Regions from separate parts of the Homo sapiens genome. Here all the other regions are linked to region 1. A link is a contact called in ENCODE Hi-C or POLR2A ChIA-PET data. All regions are on one chromosome and are shown on one strand. Each heading gives the region's core, a stretch centred on a gene start or an enhancer-like site at or near the end of the contact. The rest is flanking DNA. Distances are from core to core; before and after follow the strand shown.

Region 1 (3,604 bases), core at 431-2,930:
CAGACAGGGACTGGAATCCCAGTTCTGCCATATCTGAGCCTTTGTCTCATTTGCATGATAGGAACAATACCTATTGTAAGAGATATGAGAATAACATTGAATAATTCATTGTTTCAACAGATATTTATTGAGTTGCGTGCCAGGTGCTGTTGGAGGCACTGATGATAAAGCAGTGACAAAACAAAAATTCCTGCCCTCATAGAGCTTACACTCTAATGGGGAAAGGCGGATGAAAAAGTAAATTATATAGTCTGTTAAGTGCTAAGGACAATAATAAAATAGAGAATGGGAAAAGGGAGTGTATGTATGTAGGAGGTAGGTTTGCATTTTCAGGTAGGGTGGAGGCTGCATTGTGAAGGTGGCAAATGAAAAAAGAGGGGAAGAGAGAGCTAAGTGCATATTTGTGGGAAAAGCATTCTAGCAGAGTGAACTGTAACTGCCAAAGCTTCCCAGCAGAAGTGTAACCATCCTTAGCGCACTGCTTCTAAAAGTATGGGCACTGGAGTAGCAGCATTGGCATCAATTGTGACCTTGTTAGAAATACAAATTTATGGGGCCCATTTCCTTTATGTACCTAGTTTTTTGTTTACTTGTTTTTAGAAAGCACTGCAAACTCAGAATCTCTGGGGCTGGTTCCCAGGAACGTGTTTTAACCAGCTGTTTCGCTGATTCTTATGCACGTTCAAGTGTGAGAACCATTGTTCCAGGGACAAAAATACAGGCTTTGGAAGAGGGTATCCCTGGCTCCACATCATTCCTAACTAGCTGTATGTACTACCTTGATTAATAGTCTCAATTTAAGGTACATCAGAATCACCTGGATGCCTTGGTTGAAGCCAGATTATTGAGCCCCAGCCATAGAGTTTCTGATTCTGTGTGTCTCGGGGGTGGGAAGTCCCCAAAATTTGCATTCCTAACAACCAGGTGCTGCTGATGCTGGTCTTTATCACTGCAGATGATAGCAGAAAGGCCTGTTTGCTGTAGCAGAGTCCTGTCAGAGGGAGGCAAGAAACGGTAAGGGGCGTGTTGTGTAGACTCCATAGGCCATTGGAGGTGCCTTGGCTTTTACTCTACGATGTCGGATGGAGAACGGCGATCTAACCTGGGCTGTAAACGGATAGCTCTGACTGCTGTGTCGAGGAGGCTGCAGAGGGGTAAGGGAAAAGCAAAGCCACCAACTGGAGGGCTGTTGCAGCATCCCGGCAAGAGAAGCTGGTACTTGGGACTGGGTGGGCACAGTACTGAAAGTGATGAGCAGTGGTAGATTCTGGATAATTTTAAAGGTAAAGACTACAGAATCTGCTAATAATTGTGAGAAGGAGTGGATGACTTCAAGAATTTTAGATCCGGTAATGCAAGTCAAGTCCCTGACACACAGTATGTGCTCAGTAAACGGTGCGTTTTAAAAATTATTGTTGTAAGCGCTCAGCCAACTGGAAATTAGAGAAGCAAGGGGGCTGTCTGAGCTTGGCCTGGACTGTCCATGCTGGATCCCGGCCTCCCCCTGAAGGAGGAAAATAGTTTTTGGAAAGGGAAATAAGACACCAAACCCCAGCACTTACTGATGCTTATCTTCCTTTTCCTCCATGGGCCTCTACGGCACCAGGCAGCGAGGAGCCTCCTGGGAAGAACAGGGACGCAGCCCTGCCAGGAAAAGGGTGCGCAAAGCGCGGCGACTGTGACTCGCGCGTTGCTAAGCGACGGGCGCTAGTCCTCGGAAAGGGGCGTGGGGGGAAACTCCTGGAGTGCGCAGGCGCAGTTAAGCCGGGTTGGTGCTGGACTGTTGCTCACTGTGCGCGACTGCGCGGCGAGGAGGGCGGGGGTGCCTGGCCGCGTCTCTAGGCGTGTGGGCTCGACGCCCTGCGTTTGAACTTGCCCTTCCCATTGTAGGGCCAGGAGGGGTGTTTATCAGGACTGATTTGGTCCTTGAGGATAGGGGAAGGGCTGTTTCCGGAGCTGCGGGGCAGCGCTGCTGCCGTCTCCGCCGTGCCCGCCCTCCGGAGCCCGGCAGGTCGTCGTCAAAGCGCTGCCACGGGTCGCCCAAGCTGGCTGCAAAAGTGCGGGCCGGCGGGAAGGATACTTGTTTTCCCTTGTATTGTTAACAATACTGTGCGAGTCGTGATTGGTTGCTCCTGAGCTGCCTAGCCTTTACTCCAGAAAGCTTGGTTGTCACTGTTTTCCACCATTTCTGACAAAACCTTCCCCGGCTGGGCTGCCAGGATTAAAATAGAGCAAGGGAACACTCATCTCCTGCAAATGAGGCTCCCTGCTGTGTGTCATCTGTTGCAGCCTGAGCGGGGTTCAGAATAGGGTAGCTTAGGCAGCGGGTTGGGGCTTGTATGTGTAGCACTTACCCAAAAAGAGCAAGCTCCTGGGAAAAGCCGTTGCTGACTTGCATCCACCTTCTGGCCCTGGAATTTCTTACTTCATTTCACCATTGCCTCCCAATTTCCACTACCAGAGCCAAAAGTCTTTGGCATCTGTCATAGTAACTCACGCATTTCCCTGGATAACGGAAAAAGAAAAGTCCAGAGTTGAATTCTGCCTTATATCAGGCTATGCATACGTATATGTTTGGAATCCAGAGTCAGTGTTCGTGTGTGTGTTTACATTCACCTTGGAGAGTGATGGGAGAGCAGAGGTTGGTCCTAGGACTCATTTTATGTATGTGACCTGAAATCCTATCAGGAAGAAGAATATATGTGTAGATTTGACACCTAGTGACCTAAATACCTGAGTGTGGACTTCGTTGTTAAAGACTGGAGTGTGTGTGAATGTGTCATTGTGTGTGTGTGTGTTTGGTGAGTAAGGAGTGGATGAGTAAATAAATATGGGGCAAGTGGGTTGAAAACCAGAAAGCAGGGGGAACTAATAGCAATTGAGCTTCCACTAGGGGACCAGGCATTTGTTAGGCATTGTATTAAACACCACCTGCTTATCTGGTCTTATCCTAACCATCACACTGTGATTAGGAGCTTAGGGTCTGGGAGCAGTCAGTGTTTGAAACCTGGCTTTACCACTTAACTAGCTAGTTCACTTGGGCAAATGATCTAACCTCTCTGAGCCTCAATTTTTTTCATCCACAAAATGGGGAAAATACCTAGGGTTGTTGTGAGGTGTAGATGATTTAATACAGGCAGAGTACTGAGAACAGGGCCCGATGCTTAGTAAGTGCTTTGCCATTATTTTTATTGATCAACTTGATCTGCTTATGCTGCCACATGTCCTTGAGGGTTAGTCAACTCCCTCATCATTCCCCCTAATTTCTGCTTCAACCTTCACCAATCTCTTCAAGTCCTAAAACCACTTACCCTCAGGAACAATCTCAGGGCTTAAAGAAATGAGGGCATTTTCTCAACTTGATCCTTTCAGACTGACAAGTTCACCTGCATCCGTACAGGATTAGAGTCATTTGCCTCTCTTTTGAGCGGTATGGTATTAGTTTTAAATATATTTATGTCAATCTCTGTTAAGTAGCTTGCATATGTCTAGGACTTATTAAAAGCTATGAGAAACATTTAAAAAAGAAATTGTGGGCTAGGTGCAGTGGCTCACGCCTATAATCCCAGCACTTTGGGAGGCCAAGGCGGGCAGATCGTGAGGT
Region 2 (3,604 bases), core at 389-2,888, 240 kb before region 1:
AAAATACAAACATTAGCCGGGAGTGGTGGCAGGCACCCGTAATCCCAGCTACTGGGGAGGCTGAGGCAGGAGAAACGCTTGAACCCAGGAGGCAGAGGTTGCAGTGAGCCGAGATCGCACCATTGCACTCCAGCCTGGGAGACACAGCCAGACTGTCTCTCAAAAAAAAAAAAAAAAAGCTGGATCTGAGTGACAAAAGGAAAAAAACACAGACCATTACCATCATCCACCTCTCTCCCTATCCCTGCTACCATAACCTAAACTGTACCAAAGTCTGGGCCCTGCTTTAACCACTCATCCAACCATGTTTCTCGTACTACAGGTTAATTCCTGTCTCAGGAGAAAAGACCAGGTTCCCATGACTGCCTAGGCAGAGGCATGTTGAGACCCAGCCTCTCAAATGTCTGTACACATTTCTCCTCTCCTTTTGGTTGAGAAGTTTGTGGACAGATTCAAAGGAGTTCCCGATACATCGAAACTGAGCCTTCACGCCACTGAGTCACTGCTTAATTGCATCATAACAGATGTTCAGCTGCAGGTATTTCATCCAGCAGCTAAAAATCCAGAGCCTTTGCAATTGCTACCAGTGGGTCTACATCCACGTCTCTGTGTACAAAAGAATCCTGATATGTCAACGCTCAATATCACCTGAATTTAAGCTATGGCTCAAGTTAAATGCCCTTAGGCAATTTTACCTTAGTTACTTTTACCAAATACCGTATCCACAAGTGGGTGGACGTCAGTTTTGTCCTTCGAGATATGCAGATGCATTACTCATCCCTCCAATGTTACGCTCTTGCAACATCAATGATAAGCAAATTAGCAGACTGTTATCTTTTTAATGGAAGAATTTACTCATCAATAGCAAAAGCTTTATCAGAAATTGACATTATTGAATCCTCTGGAGTTGCAGAAAAGAAAATAAAAAGAAATTGATATTGGGAAAACCTGACTGGTTTCTTTCAGCTGTGTATTGTATTGCTAGGTTAGGTGTGACACTTAACACCTGTGAATGTGGCTGAATCTCCAAGAATGATCAAATACACAACGCTCTGGATTTAAAACAAAACAAAAAAAACCTCAAAATCTACCCATGTGCTGATGGATGTATACACTATGCCTTCCTACGTGTCTCCACCTATTTAGACGAAGCACACGCCTTGAATTCACAGAAATGTTGAAAACGGCCCCCTCTTGCTGCAGAAGTTCACCATCACCCATTTTCTTACTTGCTGGCTAAATGAGGCTGCCACCTCAAGTCATCTTTCTGGTCCTCAGGTTCCTCAATCCACAAAGCAGTTATGATACCACCTAGCACACAGGGTGACTGAAGGGATAAATAATATGTTCATGAAGGTACCTGGTTTATGCCTGGTTCATGCTGGAAAGCCCCCACACACTTTTTCAAAAAGTCATGTTTGATGCAGGAGAAAGAAGTCAGTGGTTTAACTAACTACATCACAGGCATCAGTAGACACATGAGCAAAGTGGTGGAAGGGTGTGACCTGCAATTCCAAACCAGACTGCACTGATCGAGCTCTCATGGGATCACTGATTCCCCACGTGCCTGACATGAGCATGACCCATTCTAAACACAGGCCTGCACCCTGTGACTCAAGTGCTGCAGCTTATCAGCAACTGATGGGCTTTCTGACCCTGGGTGAGAAGACCTGACCTCCAAAGGCAGGAGGAAGGAAACCACATGATAAAAATCATCACTCTGAGGGGAGGATGCTTTCTGCGCAGCTAGGGCTAAGGAAGTTGTTTCAAAACAGACTCAAGAAACGTGTAGGCTGCTGCTAGGAGACTTGGGTCCAACTGCTCCCTCCAGATCCTGCCACACCTAAATGATCCCAAGAAGATAACTATCTCGGAGAAGCAGTGTGAGGTAATGGTTTAATGCTAGGGCGTGGTCAACAGCCAGGTGCAAAGGCCGGCTCCGCCACACTAATAACTGTATGGCATTCTCTCCAAGCCTTGCTTTCCTCATCTGTAAACAGAGATAACGCCTGACCCTATCTCTAGCATTCTTCTGATTGTGAAATTAGATAATGTATGTCATAAATAGCACAGTCTGGTACATAAGTGTCCAATAAATGTTGGCTATTGTTACTGGAAAGGTGTCTGTTTCCTTCATTAGACCAGTTGAGGGGACCTGAGAACAAAGACAACCCCAACATTTGTGTCCCCCCACAAAAATTTCTTAGATTTAATTATGAGTTTGTATTTTCCATACGGGGTTCATGCACATTATTCTAACTGATTCTCACAGCAACCCCAGAGGAGAAGGGAGGGCTGGTGTTCTGTTTTGCAGGTGTACAAAGCACCCCCCTCCCATAAATACATCCATTCAAATCCCATTAGAAAAACAGGATCCGTTTTCCTGTCTCTTGACTTGTTTGTGAGCTTCCTGAGGGCAGAGATAGAAATTACACCCCTGTGGCCCTAGTGCCTGAGCAAAGAGCCGCAGGCAGAGGCCCTCCATAAGGCTGAATATTAAAAAGGGGTTGAGTCATACTAAGAATCATAATTATTCTAATGACCATGTCTCCTAGTAGTCCAAAAGGAGTTCTGTTTCTAACGCAGAAAACCTTAGCAAATGAGTTACACTGTGAATTCCCGCTGAGGGAGGAGGAACAAAGACAGAGGATCCCAAATCAACTGCTGAATCACCGAGTCAGGGGTCCCCAACCCCCAGGTCACAGACCGGTATTGGTCCTGGCCCGTGACCTATTAGGAACCGGCCACACAGCAGGAGGTGAGTGGTGGATGGGAAGCATTACTGCCTGAGCTCTGCCTCCTGTCAGATCAGCAGCAGCATTCTCACAGGAGCCAAACCCTATCATGAACTGTGCATGCAAAGGATCTAGGTTACCACTCCTTAATAAGAATCTAATGCCTGATGATCTGAGGTGGAAGAGTTTCATCACGAAACCAACTCCCCATTTCCTCCACCCTATCTGTGGAAAAATTGTCTTCTACAAAACCAGTCCCTGGTGCCAAAAAGGCTGGGGACCGCTTTACTAAGTGACCTGTGCATCACTTTCCTCTTCCAGAAACATGGAGCAGAACAGCTACTCCTTATAAGCAAAGAGGGAGCAAAGATCAATGACATAATTCACATCTGCAGACAACTATGAGCTCACAGGAAACTGAGGTAAGAAAGGTCATTTCAGAGTCATTTAATGACAACAATGGCTGAGATGAGTATCTGGTGGGGTCTGGGCCCGCCTTCTCATCTGATTCCCAGCACGCTGTGGCAAACACAAAGGCAGTCAGCTTCTAGAGCCCCTTCCCACTCACACTGCTCCTGGGCCGTGGGTCACACTGCTCTAGTGCCCTTCCCTCAACTCCAGCCCTCTCCCTTTCCAAAAACCCATCTGAATTTACTACCCTGATAAAGACTGCAAGTGTATGGTTCTGTAGCCAAGAACTCCTAGTCAAACTGGCTACAGTCAAGCCCACTGCTGAACGAGTATGACTTTTAAAAATTGCTTCCTTGTGTTTCAAGTGAAAAAAATAACATCCCACCTCCAAATTGAAATCATATATGTATATTTGTAGAGGAAAAACAAAGATTTTTTGTAAAGGGGGGCAGAGATTG
Region 3 (3,604 bases), core at 434-2,933, 240 kb after region 1:
TGGGAGACTGAGGTGGGCGGATCACTTGAGGCCAGAAGTTTGAGACCAGTCAGGCCAACGTGGTGAAACACCATCTCCACAAAAAATACAAAAATTAGCTGGGCGTGGTGGCACATGCCTGTAGTCCTGGCTACTTGGGAGGCTGAGGTGGGAGGATTGGTTGAGCACAGGAGGAAGAGGCTGCAGTGAGCCGAGATGGTGCCACTGCCTTCCAGCCTGGGCGATAGAGCAAGACAATGTCTCAAACACACACACACACACACACAACTGGGCCGGGCATGGTGGCTCACACCTGTAATCCCAGCACTTTGGGAGGCCGAGGTGGGTAGATCACCTGAGGTCAGGAGTTCGAGACCAGCCTGGCAAACATGTGAAACCCCGTCTCTACTAAAAATACAAAAAAATTAGCTAGGCATGGTGGCACATGCCTCTAATCCAAGCTATTTGGTAGGCTGAGGCAGGAGAATTGCTTGAACCTGGGAGGCGAAGTTTGCAGTGAGCCGAGATGGCACCACTGCACTCCAGCCTGGGCAACAGAGTAAGACTCTGTCTCAAAAAAAAAAAAAAAATTTTTTTTCTCCCCACCATGTCTTCTTCTCTGCCTACCAAAATCTTCCTTTCTTTTGCAAGCCAACCATGAGTGATCCTGCCTTCATGAGGCCTTTTTCATCCACAGCCAGAATTAACCACTTTTTTGTAGTTTTTGTACATTGCCAGTATCTCTAACATGTACTTCATTCTCCTAAGTAGGACAGCTCTTCATAGCTTTACTAAGCATTTTACTTTTCATTATTTTATTTACACTTCACAATGATACTGAGTGGGTTTGTTTGTTTGTTTGTTTGTTTGTTTGTTTTTTGAGACAGAGTCTCGTTCTGTCACCCAGGCTGGAGTGCACTGGCATGATCTCAGCTCACTGCAAGCTCTGCCTCCCAGGTTCATGTCATTCTCCTGCCTCAGCCTCCGGAGTAGCTGGGACTACAGGCGCCCACGACCACGCCCGGCTAATTTTTTGTATTTTTAGTAGAGACGGGTTTTCACCGTGTTAGCCAGGATGGTCTTGATCTCCTGACCTCGTGATCCACCCGCCTCGGCCTCCCGAAGTGCTGGAATTACAGGCGTGAGCCACCACGCCCGGCCAAGTGGTTTTTATTTAATATCATTGTTATTCCCACTTGACAGATGAGAAAACTAAGTCTCTAAAAGAGGAAGTGACCTGTACCCAGACACAGAAACAGCACCTGAATTCTAGGCCACATCCTCTGAATCAAACATTATTACTTCTCTCTGCCTCACTCACTACCTCTTTATCATTAGTTGTTTCCAAAAGTCTTGTTTTAATGTTAAAATTAGATTTGAGTCAAAGTACTATTTGCATACGATATTAATTTCGGTAGTTGAGAAAATCTTAGAAGGAAAAGCAAATCTCCCACCTAATCAATCTGCAGTCACATTTTGCAGAGACAATATTCTTTTCAATATTTCTACTTTTAGTTCTTCCGGCAGTTGTCTGTGTAACTCTAGAGAATATGCTTACACCTTTACATATTGATTTTTATCACCCTTAGATATTATCTGCTGACTTCCTCCTGTGAAGGGGGAGGACTTAGCTCATTTGCATTGCCCTAATGTCTTAGGTTAGGTTCCCTGGGAAACTGACTCTCAGGCAGAGACTTACATGTAGGAGGCACACAACTCTGGAGCAGTGAAGGCAGCAGAATTGAGCTGCAGGAGGAGTTTACCTGCTGTGCAGTCGACAATAGAAGCCTCAGCCCAACCAGTGGGAGCTCAGAGCTCACTTCAGAGTTGTCTACTCTGAACGATTGTACCCCACCATCAATGGGTCGTTGGATGCAGCCTGGGGCACATAAACTTAGAAAGCCAACTCTCTTTGGCTGAGGACAATTCTAAAAGAACTCAAGGTAGGTTGTCAAGCAGCCAGTACTTCTGGCAGCCAGAGAATGAACATCATGGTCCTAAAGTGGGGATCTGAGCAGAGCACCATGGCATGCATCACTGTACACCCTCTATGTCACTGGAACCCACCTGCTTCTATAGTAAGTTCACCCCATTTGAAATTAGCTACCCTGGATTTCTGGTTGGTTCCATTAGGAGAACCTTACTAGAATGTCAGGGGGCCAAGTTACAGTCTTTCCCTCTGTAGCTGCTCTCAAAGCCACTTCTGAGACACTCCATTTCCCTCTTCCACTACCAATTCTAGATTCCCCTCACCCTCACCTAGCACCTATGCTGCTCTAGATGGCTTAACTGGTGGATGATTCCATTCCTCATCCCTGATAAATCTTAGCCCTTTGTCACCCAACCCTGTTCCAAGGCTGATTATAGGATAACATAGGTTGGCTACATTGTTCACTTACCATCACAACTGGGCAGGAGAGAAAGAAGAGCTGCTCCTACGGATCAGCGGAGTGTCAAATATATTCTTCTCTGTCCCACCATGAAGCAGAAATCCCAACTTCTCCTGATTATCAGGATCCATTTTTCCTGCTGAAATGTGGTTCCTGTCCCTATTCTTCCCTCTTTCATAACCCACTTGTAAATGAAAGTGCCTATAAGACAGCTCTATTCCATTGTTCCCCAGCACTGCAAATTCAACATCTTCAAAACTGAACTGACATTTTTTTCCCTTCCTTAAACTGCTCTTTCTTCTTCAACCATCCAGTACCTCTGCTGGAAACCTGGTTCATCTTTGGGTCCTCCAACTCCCTCACCCTCTATAGCTGCCTTATAGCTCTGTAAAGTCTCCCTCCTAAATGGCTTTTAAATCAGCCTCACTCTCTTTCCCCACAGTTGCTGCCCTTGTCTGGGCACCCCTCCTTTCTCACACGGACTATTACAAACACTTTCTTTCTCCAGTCTTGCTCGTACTCCTCCCACCAGCATCTCTGAGGTATAAAAATGAGAAACAAAGAGACCTGGAACTAGAAATGTCTCTATCTAGAGCGACATTTAAAATCAAGAGAGTTGGCTGGGGTTAGTGGCTGACGCTTGTAATCCCCGCACTTTGGGAGGCCGAGACGGGTGGATCACTTGACATCAGGAGTTCGAGACCAGCCCGACCAACATGGCAAAACCGCATCTCTACCAAAAACACACAAATTAGCCGGGCATGGTGGCACACAACTGTAGTCCTAGCTACTCAGGAGGCTGATGCAGAAAAATTGTTTGAACCCAGGAGATGGAGGTTGCAGTGAGCCGAGATCGTGCCACCACTCCAGCCTGGGTGACAGAGTGAGACTCTGTCTCAATAAATAAATAAATAAATAAATAAATAAATAAATAAATAAAATCAAGAGAGTGAGATGTGCTCTAAGAGGGACTTGAAGAGAAAAGAGATAAGGGCATCTGCAGAGGCCATTAAAGAAAAAAATAGCCCTTTTGTTATTTACCTTCATGGATATAAAATGCTTATGCTGCAACATTTTTTCTCATCTTTTTTCCATGTTAGAAAGTATATATTGATTTCCTACTATTTTGGAAAATGAGGATTTAGCTTTCTTCCTGTGTTCCCCACCCCAATATACACATGCTTTCCCCTGTCCTCCAACTTAGTTATAGTTTAGATGTACTAAATCAATATTCA
Region 4 (3,604 bases), core at 648-3,147, 220 kb after region 1:
AGACTTGCCTGGGCAACAGAGACCCTTTCTCTACAAAAAAATTTTAAAAATTAGTCATGCATGGTGGCATGAGCCTGTAGTCCCAGCTGCTTAGAAGGCTGAGGCAGAAGATCACTTGAGCCCAGGAGTTCCAGGCTGCAGTGAGCTATGATTGTGCCATTGCACTTGCTCCAGTCTGGGTGACAGAGCAAGACTCCATCTCTTAAAAAAATAAAATTAAAAAAATAAACTTCTAACACAAATTTACCTTTAAATTTTAATAATGTTTATCATACTTTTTATATTTTCATCTAGTGTTCTAATAATAATTTCAATAATAACTCCATCCAGACAAAAAATTTAATACTTGGAGCTGTTGAATACAATGAGTTCTAAATTTCTCTTCAAAGAATCAGTATGTCAGTATGCTCGGTTCTTTGCGCTCTAAAGTCTAGCTTCCTCGTTCTCCTCGCCTCTAGTTTCAGTAAACAACCTTTTCCACCAGTTCTAATCAGTAGTTCACCTCTATTCCTCTGGTCACCTGCTCCATCCTGAGTCACCCCTGGTCACCTGCTCTGACCTGAATCATCCTGAGTCACCTGTTCTGTAACCACCCTTCCTGCCAAATTATTCACCCCGCCACTTGAGCTCGTACGCCTGCTCTTTAAAATAGCCAGTCGGAATTAGCTTAGACTGTGCGGTCCAACCCTAGCCAGTAGGGGAAAGACACAGCAGTAGAGGCTACCTGCATCAGGAATAAGAACCCCTTCCCCTCCCCTGTTCAGGTGTGCCGTTGCCATTGCTTCATCCGCGAGTCGCACCCTTCTATAGAGGTAAAATTGCCTTGCTGAGAAAATTCTTTGAGCGCTAGTTCTTCTTTTTGGCACCAAAGAACCAGCATTTGTTTCTAAGAGAGCCTTATTGTCAAAGGAAATTAAGAAAAAGCATTACACTTATTCATACATGTGCATATATGTACATATACATATTGCAGAAAAGTATGATAGGGTGAGCAAAAAAAAAAAAAAAACCCTCAAGCAAAACAATGGGGTAATTCGGTGGGAAAAGTGAAATGAAAATCAAATTCAAAGAGGAAAAGAAATGAGTAAAATTTCCCATTGTTGAAGAGTTTTATTTTAAATGAAGATGGTGGATGTTAAATCACTACCCTATTTATATTCCATTGCATAAATCTCAGAGTGACTTAATATTTTCATTTATAAATATCAATATTTTCAACAAGCCAGACATTACAAACTTGGCAACTACTTAAACTTAGGATGAAACAAAAATTAGATAACAATTTCATTCTTTTAAGAGCTACAAAGAGGTCTAAAAAAAGGTTTGACCTCTGAAAAATTAACCTTAAACCATCTAAGTGTCCTTCCTAAAACTCAAGTCAAGCCCAGGTAGCTTCAGTGGCAAGCAACGAGACCACTAGTTAAAAGACCCTCTTCTTTTCCTACCCAACTTCAACATTCCCCCGTGCCGCTTACTCCCGCACCCAGCAGCCGCCCACTTCTGGTCCTCAGCAGTCCCCTGACCCCTCCTCTCCCGCTCCCCCACTTCCCTCCCCATTCCCGTACTTCCGCCCGTCCAAGTCCTCGGGCGCATGCGCGTTTCGCCTCCCTCCCCGCCGCCGCTGCTGTGTCATGGCGGAGCGGAAGTCCCAGCCACAACGGGAAAAGGCATACTTTAGGTGGGAGGCGCTTCTCACAGCTTTCTCCCCTTCCTCCCATAACCTTTTTGATCTCCCACCGTAGAGGGGCCTCCTACCCTGCACTCTTCCGAACACCTCGTAGTCCACGGATTTGAGTGACTGGGCGGTAGACATGGCGGCGGCGAGCCCTCTGTTGAGGAGCCGGAGAGGGGCTCGGGGCGCAGCGACTGCGGCGGCTGCGAGAGGGAGGGGACACATGGGACTGCTTGGCGCACCCCGCGCCTGTCACCGGTCCCGGACGCTAGCGCGCCGGGGTCACGCGTCGGAAGCGGCAAATGAGACTGCGGGGCCTGGGAGCGAGGGCAGCCGGGGACGCCAGGAGGGAAGAGGCCGCTGGGCCCCAGGCATCCTAGGCCTCTCTTCCCGGACTGGGGAGGATGCTGTCTCCACAGCGCTCCCTACCATTTAATTGATCAAGGTACTCTGTTCTCAAAGTTAGTAAATAAAAGCCGGATGCTGTGCCCAAAAAAAGAGTGGCTTCCCCCAGCTTTATTAAAGTGTAATTGACAAATAAAAGTTGGGTATATTTGTGGTGTACAAGGTGATGTTTTGACATATGTATGCATTGTGAAATGATTACATCAATGAAATTAACGTATCCATTGCACCATTTTTTAATGAAGAGAACATTTAAGATCTACTCTCATCAATTTTTAAGGACACAATACATTTATCGCAGTCACCATGTTAGACAACAGATCTTCAGAACTTATTATTCACACTAACTGAAACTTTGTACCCTTTGACCAATATCTCCCCATTTCCAACCCCTTTCATCCCCCATCCCAGGTCCCCCACCCCACTCCATCCCAGCAAGATTGGCTTTTGAAATCAAGGGCCTGCGTGTTTAGTGTTTTGAGAGTTAGTAAATTATTTATGAAATGTTTAGGTGACTACCAAGCCAGCTTTTAAGATAAGGTCTGCAACATCTTGAGCTCTTCTGTACAGTCAGGAAGGAATTGAGCCTGAACTCGTATTCTAAACGGATTGTGATATTTTCTGGGATAAGAAACTTTTTAAAAATATGAAGTCTTTTATGCTAGTGGAAACAGACAAAAGAAAAACACTGTAGTCATCTTGTCTGCTGTTCATACAGTTTTTTTGGTGTGGGTTTGTTGCTGTTGTTTTGAGACGGAGTTTCGCTCTTGTCTCCCAGACTGGAGTGCAGTAGTGCAATCTCAGCTCACAGCAGCCTCCACCTCCCAGGTTCAAGAAATTGTCCTGCCTCAGCCTTCCAAGTAGCTGGGATTACAGGCATGCGCCACCTCACCCAGCTAATTTTTGTATTTTTAGTGGAGACGGGGTTTCACCATGTTGTCCAGGCTAGTCTCAAACTCCTGACCTCAGGTGATCCACCTGCCTCGGCCTCCCAAAGTGCTGGGATTACAGGTGTGAGCCACCACACCCGACCTTTTTTTTTTTTTTTTTTTTTGATTGTCTTGATTATTCTCAGCAACATCCCAATTGCCTAGAAGGTTAAGGCTGAATTTTATTTCCTGGTGAGCTATTACCAAGTTTTAATATAAAACCATCCACCACTCCAAAGGATCTGGATACAGCTATTGATAATCTGCCACCTTCTAGAATTCCAAATCTGTTTACTTGTGAGAATTTGCATTTCTCTATTTGTTGGCCTCAATACCTTGGCATATTTCTCTGCATCTGGCCACACAGTTAAAATAATCCACTGCAATCTGATTCAATATACTGTGCCAATTCTATTAGAGAACACCAAAAATCATCCAAAACTTGGTTAGAATATGGTTAAATCATTTTTAAAGTAAAATATATTCTGGAAATGCTAGTGCAGTTAATTTATGTAGTGAAGGTCTTAGTTTATTGCAGAGACCTCGTAACTTAACTCTTCCATCTCCCAGTTCATTCCATGCAGACTCTAGAATCAAC
Region 5 (3,604 bases), core at 516-3,015, 170 kb before region 1:
AGTGAATATTTATTTCTCTTCTCTAAATGGCAGAAGGTATCTTCCTCTGTTGCCGGAAATAGACAATTATGTCAGGAGCAGCCATCCCTGATGTAAACCAACCCTTCACAGAGGGCTGGGTTGGGGGGCGTGCAGGTAAAGTGCAACCACTCTGACAGCCTGCCATCCCCACAGCACTAAATTGATGCCAGCTGCCCACTACAGGCTACGTTCCTGAGGTCCTGTGACAGGCTCCTGAGAAGACTAACAAACCTTCCCATCAGCTTCCAGATGAGAGCAAGGGTGAGGCCTTTGGGGCTAGAAAGCAGAAACTCGCCAGCTCCCCGATCAGAACCACAGTCTCACTATTGGCAGGGGTAGGGTGTCATTTCAAAGGCCAGTGTGTTTGGGGAAAGGAATGAGTGAATTATTTGACTGACATCCTGAAAAGAAAAATACACATACTCTCTCTCTCAGAGTTTAGCATTTGGAGAGTGATGCTGTCAGGACAGGTCTGGAAATGAACCAAAGCTCCTTAATCTAGTCTTGCTTTAGCGCAAATATTCCAGAAGATGCTAATGATCACCTCCCAACACAAATTTTCAGGGAGCTGCAAATACTTACCAAAACGTGATCGAGCTTTTCTCACGAAGTCTCTATACACACTAGTTGCTCCATATTCTAGCTCCCACTTCTCACAACTCCCCAGTCCCCCACCTTTGCACTGTCCTCTCCCCAGAGAGGCTCCATCCCCAGGCAGGGGTGGTAACTCTCCGGTGCAGTGCCCAGTGCCAGCAAAGGGCATCCAGGTACCACCTCCCATCAACCTGACCCGCCATGTCAAGGAGCACTGAGCAGAAAGGTGAGCAAGTAACGAGACAAAGCCTCCAAAACACGAAGAGGTGGAACTGACCAATTCAGAATCCACCAAGTCCATCTCCTCTTTCTGGATGCCACAAACCTACACCTGGCTGTCCAGCCAGGTTAGCATTTAATTGCTTTAAATTACCCTTAATGGATATACACAGCATTAGAAATGATCAGTTATCCCTAACACTGTACCTAAATAATGTGTAGTGTTCCCTAAAAGGGAGAAGGAAGGTTTCTACAATATGCAGAAGTGACCAGCTATTCAAGAAGCTCCTTTGTAATATATAGCAACTGGTCTGGTATTTGTCAGTCTTAGTTAGCTAATTACAAACCTATTTCTTTCTAAAGGAATAAAAAAGAAAAAAAAAGAGCCAAAGAGCCAAAAAGCCCCAGAGGCAGTTTATCATGCCTCTGGTAGCTCATGTGGGATAAGGAAGGGCAATTTCTACTCGGGTAAAGGGGACAGGAAGATGAGGACTCTTTGCTTCCTCCTCACTGGGGACCCCAGAGTCCTGCTCTCTGCAGCTGCCTAGCCTGACTGTTGACAGGACAGTCCACGAGCCCCGAGAGAAGATCACGAGAGATCTGTAATCAGAGAATCTGACATCCCTTCCAGAAATCAGCCATTCCTTATTTGGGTCAGTCCCAGCAGAGGACTTTGGACAAGTCATCTAGCTGCTCAGGGCCTCAATTTCCTCGTCTATAAAGAGAGGACTGGAAAGGAACACTGTTCTTGGCTGCACATCACTGTCACCTGTGGAGATACTGTGATTTAATTATGCTGGCTCAGGTATGAGTGAGCATCAAGATCTTTAAAATGCGCAGCCAGCCAGGCACAGTGACTCACACCTATAATCCCAACACTTTGGGAAGCCAAGGCAGGCAGATCCCTTGAGGCTAGGAGTTTGAGACCACCTTGGGCAACATGGCAAAATCCCATCTATACAAAAATTAGCTAGGCGTGGTGGCATGCATCTGTAGTCCCAGCTACTACAGGAGGCTGAGGTGGGTGGATCCCTTGAGCCTGGGAGGCAGAGGTTACAGTGAGCCATGATTGCGCCACTGCACTCCAGCCTGGGCAACAGAGCCAGACCCTGTCTCAAAACAAAACAAAACAAAAAATAAAATATCCAGCCAAGGATTGAGAGCTACTAATCAGCTAGAGCTCTTTCTAGCTTAAACAAAAAACTTTAGAAACCTCAAATACCAATAAAACCATCAGCAGACACACCCCACCCCTCCTTAACACAGTGGATCGAGATGAAAAAAAAACAGAACAAATCTCTCAAAGAAAGGGACATCTCCAGCAGCCTGGTCCTGGGAACACCTGAGGCCCACTGAGTCTTCAGCCTATCCAAGTGATCTAGAAGTTTCCATTCATCTCTAAAATTTTGTTGTATTTGAGATTTAGATTTTCTGTTTTCTGTTGCCTGAAACATGAGTCTTACAATAAAATGTCTCAAACATAAATTTTGTGATTATTTAAAATAAGCCATCACCTAACAAACGTGACTACTTGCCATTTTTCTTTCAAAGAATGAAAAACCGCCTAAAACATTTGTTCATTCTCTCACTTTTAGTAGATTACAGATCACAGAAAAACACAAAACAAATCCTAAGAAATGAACAATTAACATTACAAACGTAAAAAGAATTATAATTCCAAGATGCCAAAAATACTGATTACATTTCAATTACCATTTGCGCCTTCATCTGGAAAACACATCCTCCATTGGAAAGTACCCAGCATAACAGCTGCAATGCTTTTTCAACTTTAACAAACACTGGAAAAGTTAGCCAAAACTCTGTGTTGGCTGACATCCAGGGTTTTATTATTATGTACTATTAGTTCATAGTGAGAAACATGGGCTAAAGGAAGGGGGAAAGCAAAGTAATAACAGGGGCTTCATAATCATGTGCAGATGTGAAGGTTTCTGAAGCTTTATCTACCAGAAAATGCCTTCCATATTACTTCTATTACCTGTATCCTTTATTAATTAGATAATTACAAATGTTGTGTTTTTAGGACATTATTTAGAGACTTAACTGTGAAACGGTTTTTCTTATGTCAGTGGCTGGGCTGTGCTGACATTTTAATATTTTTCACATGTAAAGCAACCTGGTGGATTCTCTCCCCTTGGCTCCACGTTTTAGCAAGTGCTGAAAGCAAATCAACACGCAAACAACCAGTCACCTTCCTCCATTATGTCCATTTCTTGTCAAATCAGTTATGGTTCAAAAGCCTCTCACTTTTAGTACTACATGAATGTTGGGGCTGAAATATTTATTTTTTAAGGCTTACACAAACTGCATCGGGTGGTATGGTCTAAGCACAGACTTTTCAATCTCATGAACCAGCAAAGTTTAAACAAACAAAAAAAATGGAGGAAGCAACATTAGTTTCCAACTTTTCCTTAAATAAGGAGAAAAAAATTAAAACAAATACAAAAAAACTACTAATATTGCCACTATTGAGTCAAAATAGGCCAAGAATTATCACTGTCATCTGAGAACAGATCGATCCCTTCCAGAAGTGGGCAAATGTTAACCCTACCTGAAGGCTTCTGCATGGCTGGTGAGGGCCTCAGGACACACCTGTGCTCCACAGGTGCAAAGGGAAAAGCATGAGCCAACAGGAGGTGAAGGGTGAAGTCCCAGCCAGCTGACTAGGAGCAAATGCAAAGTCTCCTGGGTTTCTCCGTCTACATCTACACCTTTACCCTACTTTTAAAGTCCCTTCGTATTATAAAGTTCC

The links. A loop is a pair of places that touch in the nucleus more often than their neighbours do. ChIA-PET counts read pairs that join two places held with the same protein, here RNA polymerase II (POLR2A). Pooled maps may share reads with other maps.
Region 2: a loop to region 1 is called in a map of IMR-90, with 2.8 times the contacts of the local background. The contact joins the enhancer-like site here to the promoter of CIMIP6 in region 1. A Hi-C loop is called at or near these places in 2 of 168 maps with a recorded cell type or tissue (IMR-90 and chondrocyte) and 7 of 50 pooled maps.
Region 3: a pooled map shows a loop between it and region 1 (2.5-fold over the local background). The contact joins the enhancer-like site here to the promoter of CIMIP6 in region 1. A Hi-C loop is called at or near these places in 5 of 168 maps with a recorded cell type or tissue (B cell, Caco-2, HepG2 and 2 more), 2 of 37 single-sample maps with no recorded cell type and 8 of 50 pooled maps. POLR2A ChIA-PET finds 5 or more read pairs at or near these places in 3 of 52 experiments (PC-9, Panc1 and WTC11).
Region 4: a map of CD8-positive, alpha-beta T cell shows a loop between it and region 1 (22-fold over the local background). The contact joins the promoter of ACYP2 here to the promoter of CIMIP6 in region 1. A Hi-C loop is called at or near these places in 23 of 168 maps with a recorded cell type or tissue (B cell, CD4-positive, alpha-beta T cell, CD4-positive, alpha-beta memory T cell and 17 more), 11 of 37 single-sample maps with no recorded cell type and 30 of 50 pooled maps. POLR2A ChIA-PET finds 5 or more read pairs at or near these places in 6 of 52 experiments (HEK293, HEK293T, MCF 10A and 3 more).
Region 5: a map of left ventricle myocardium inferior shows a loop between it and region 1 (2.6-fold over the local background). The contact joins the enhancer-like site here to the promoter of CIMIP6 in region 1. A Hi-C loop is called at or near these places in 6 of 168 maps with a recorded cell type or tissue (HCT116, HepG2, OCI-LY7 and 3 more), 11 of 37 single-sample maps with no recorded cell type and 7 of 50 pooled maps. POLR2A ChIA-PET finds 5 or more read pairs at or near these places in 2 of 52 experiments (H1 and OCI-LY7).

The regions. Positions count from the first base shown.
Region 1 is chr2:54,328,960-54,332,563 of GRCh38, reverse strand. It overlaps CIMIP6 (ciliary microtubule inner protein 6), which reads right to left and starts at 1,680. Exons shown (of 5, transcript NM_001100396.2): 1 at 1,563-1,680. The coding sequence starts at 1,588.
Region 2 is chr2:54,572,630-54,576,233 of GRCh38, reverse strand. All of the region lies in intron 2 of SPTBN1 (spectrin beta, non-erythrocytic 1), which reads right to left. Among named protein-coding and RNA genes, the nearest start is that of SPTBN1-AS1, 16 kb to the right of the region's middle. RefSeq lists silencers at 1,447-1,506, 1,577-1,736. Within about 2 kb of position 1,638, at least 22 of the 41 ENCODE cell types and tissues checked have a DNase peak (open chromatin) inside an H3K27ac peak, as active enhancers do; they include IMR-90, where a contact is called at or near this core.
Region 3 is chr2:54,091,195-54,094,798 of GRCh38, reverse strand. It overlaps a transcript of ACYP2 not described here. Among named protein-coding and RNA genes, the nearest start is that of ACYP2, 23 kb to the left of the region's middle. RefSeq lists an enhancer at 1-7. Within about 2 kb of position 1,683, at least 4 of the 41 ENCODE cell types and tissues checked have a DNase peak (open chromatin) inside an H3K27ac peak, as active enhancers do; they include B cell, where a contact is called at or near this core.
Region 4 is chr2:54,113,908-54,117,511 of GRCh38, reverse strand. ACYP2 (acylphosphatase 2) reads right to left here and starts at 1,897. Exons shown (of 4, transcript NM_138448.4): 1 at 1,756-1,897. The coding sequence starts at 1,813. RefSeq lists silencers at 1,449-1,508, 1,999-2,068.
Region 5 is chr2:54,498,910-54,502,513 of GRCh38, reverse strand. The region is part of intron 1 of SPTBN1 (spectrin beta, non-erythrocytic 1); the gene reads right to left. It also overlaps the pseudogene C9orf85P1. Among named protein-coding and RNA genes, the nearest start is that of SPTBN1, 44 kb to the right of the region's middle. Within about 2 kb of position 1,765, at least 6 of the 41 ENCODE cell types and tissues checked have a DNase peak (open chromatin) inside an H3K27ac peak, as active enhancers do; they include left ventricle myocardium inferior, where a contact is called at or near this core.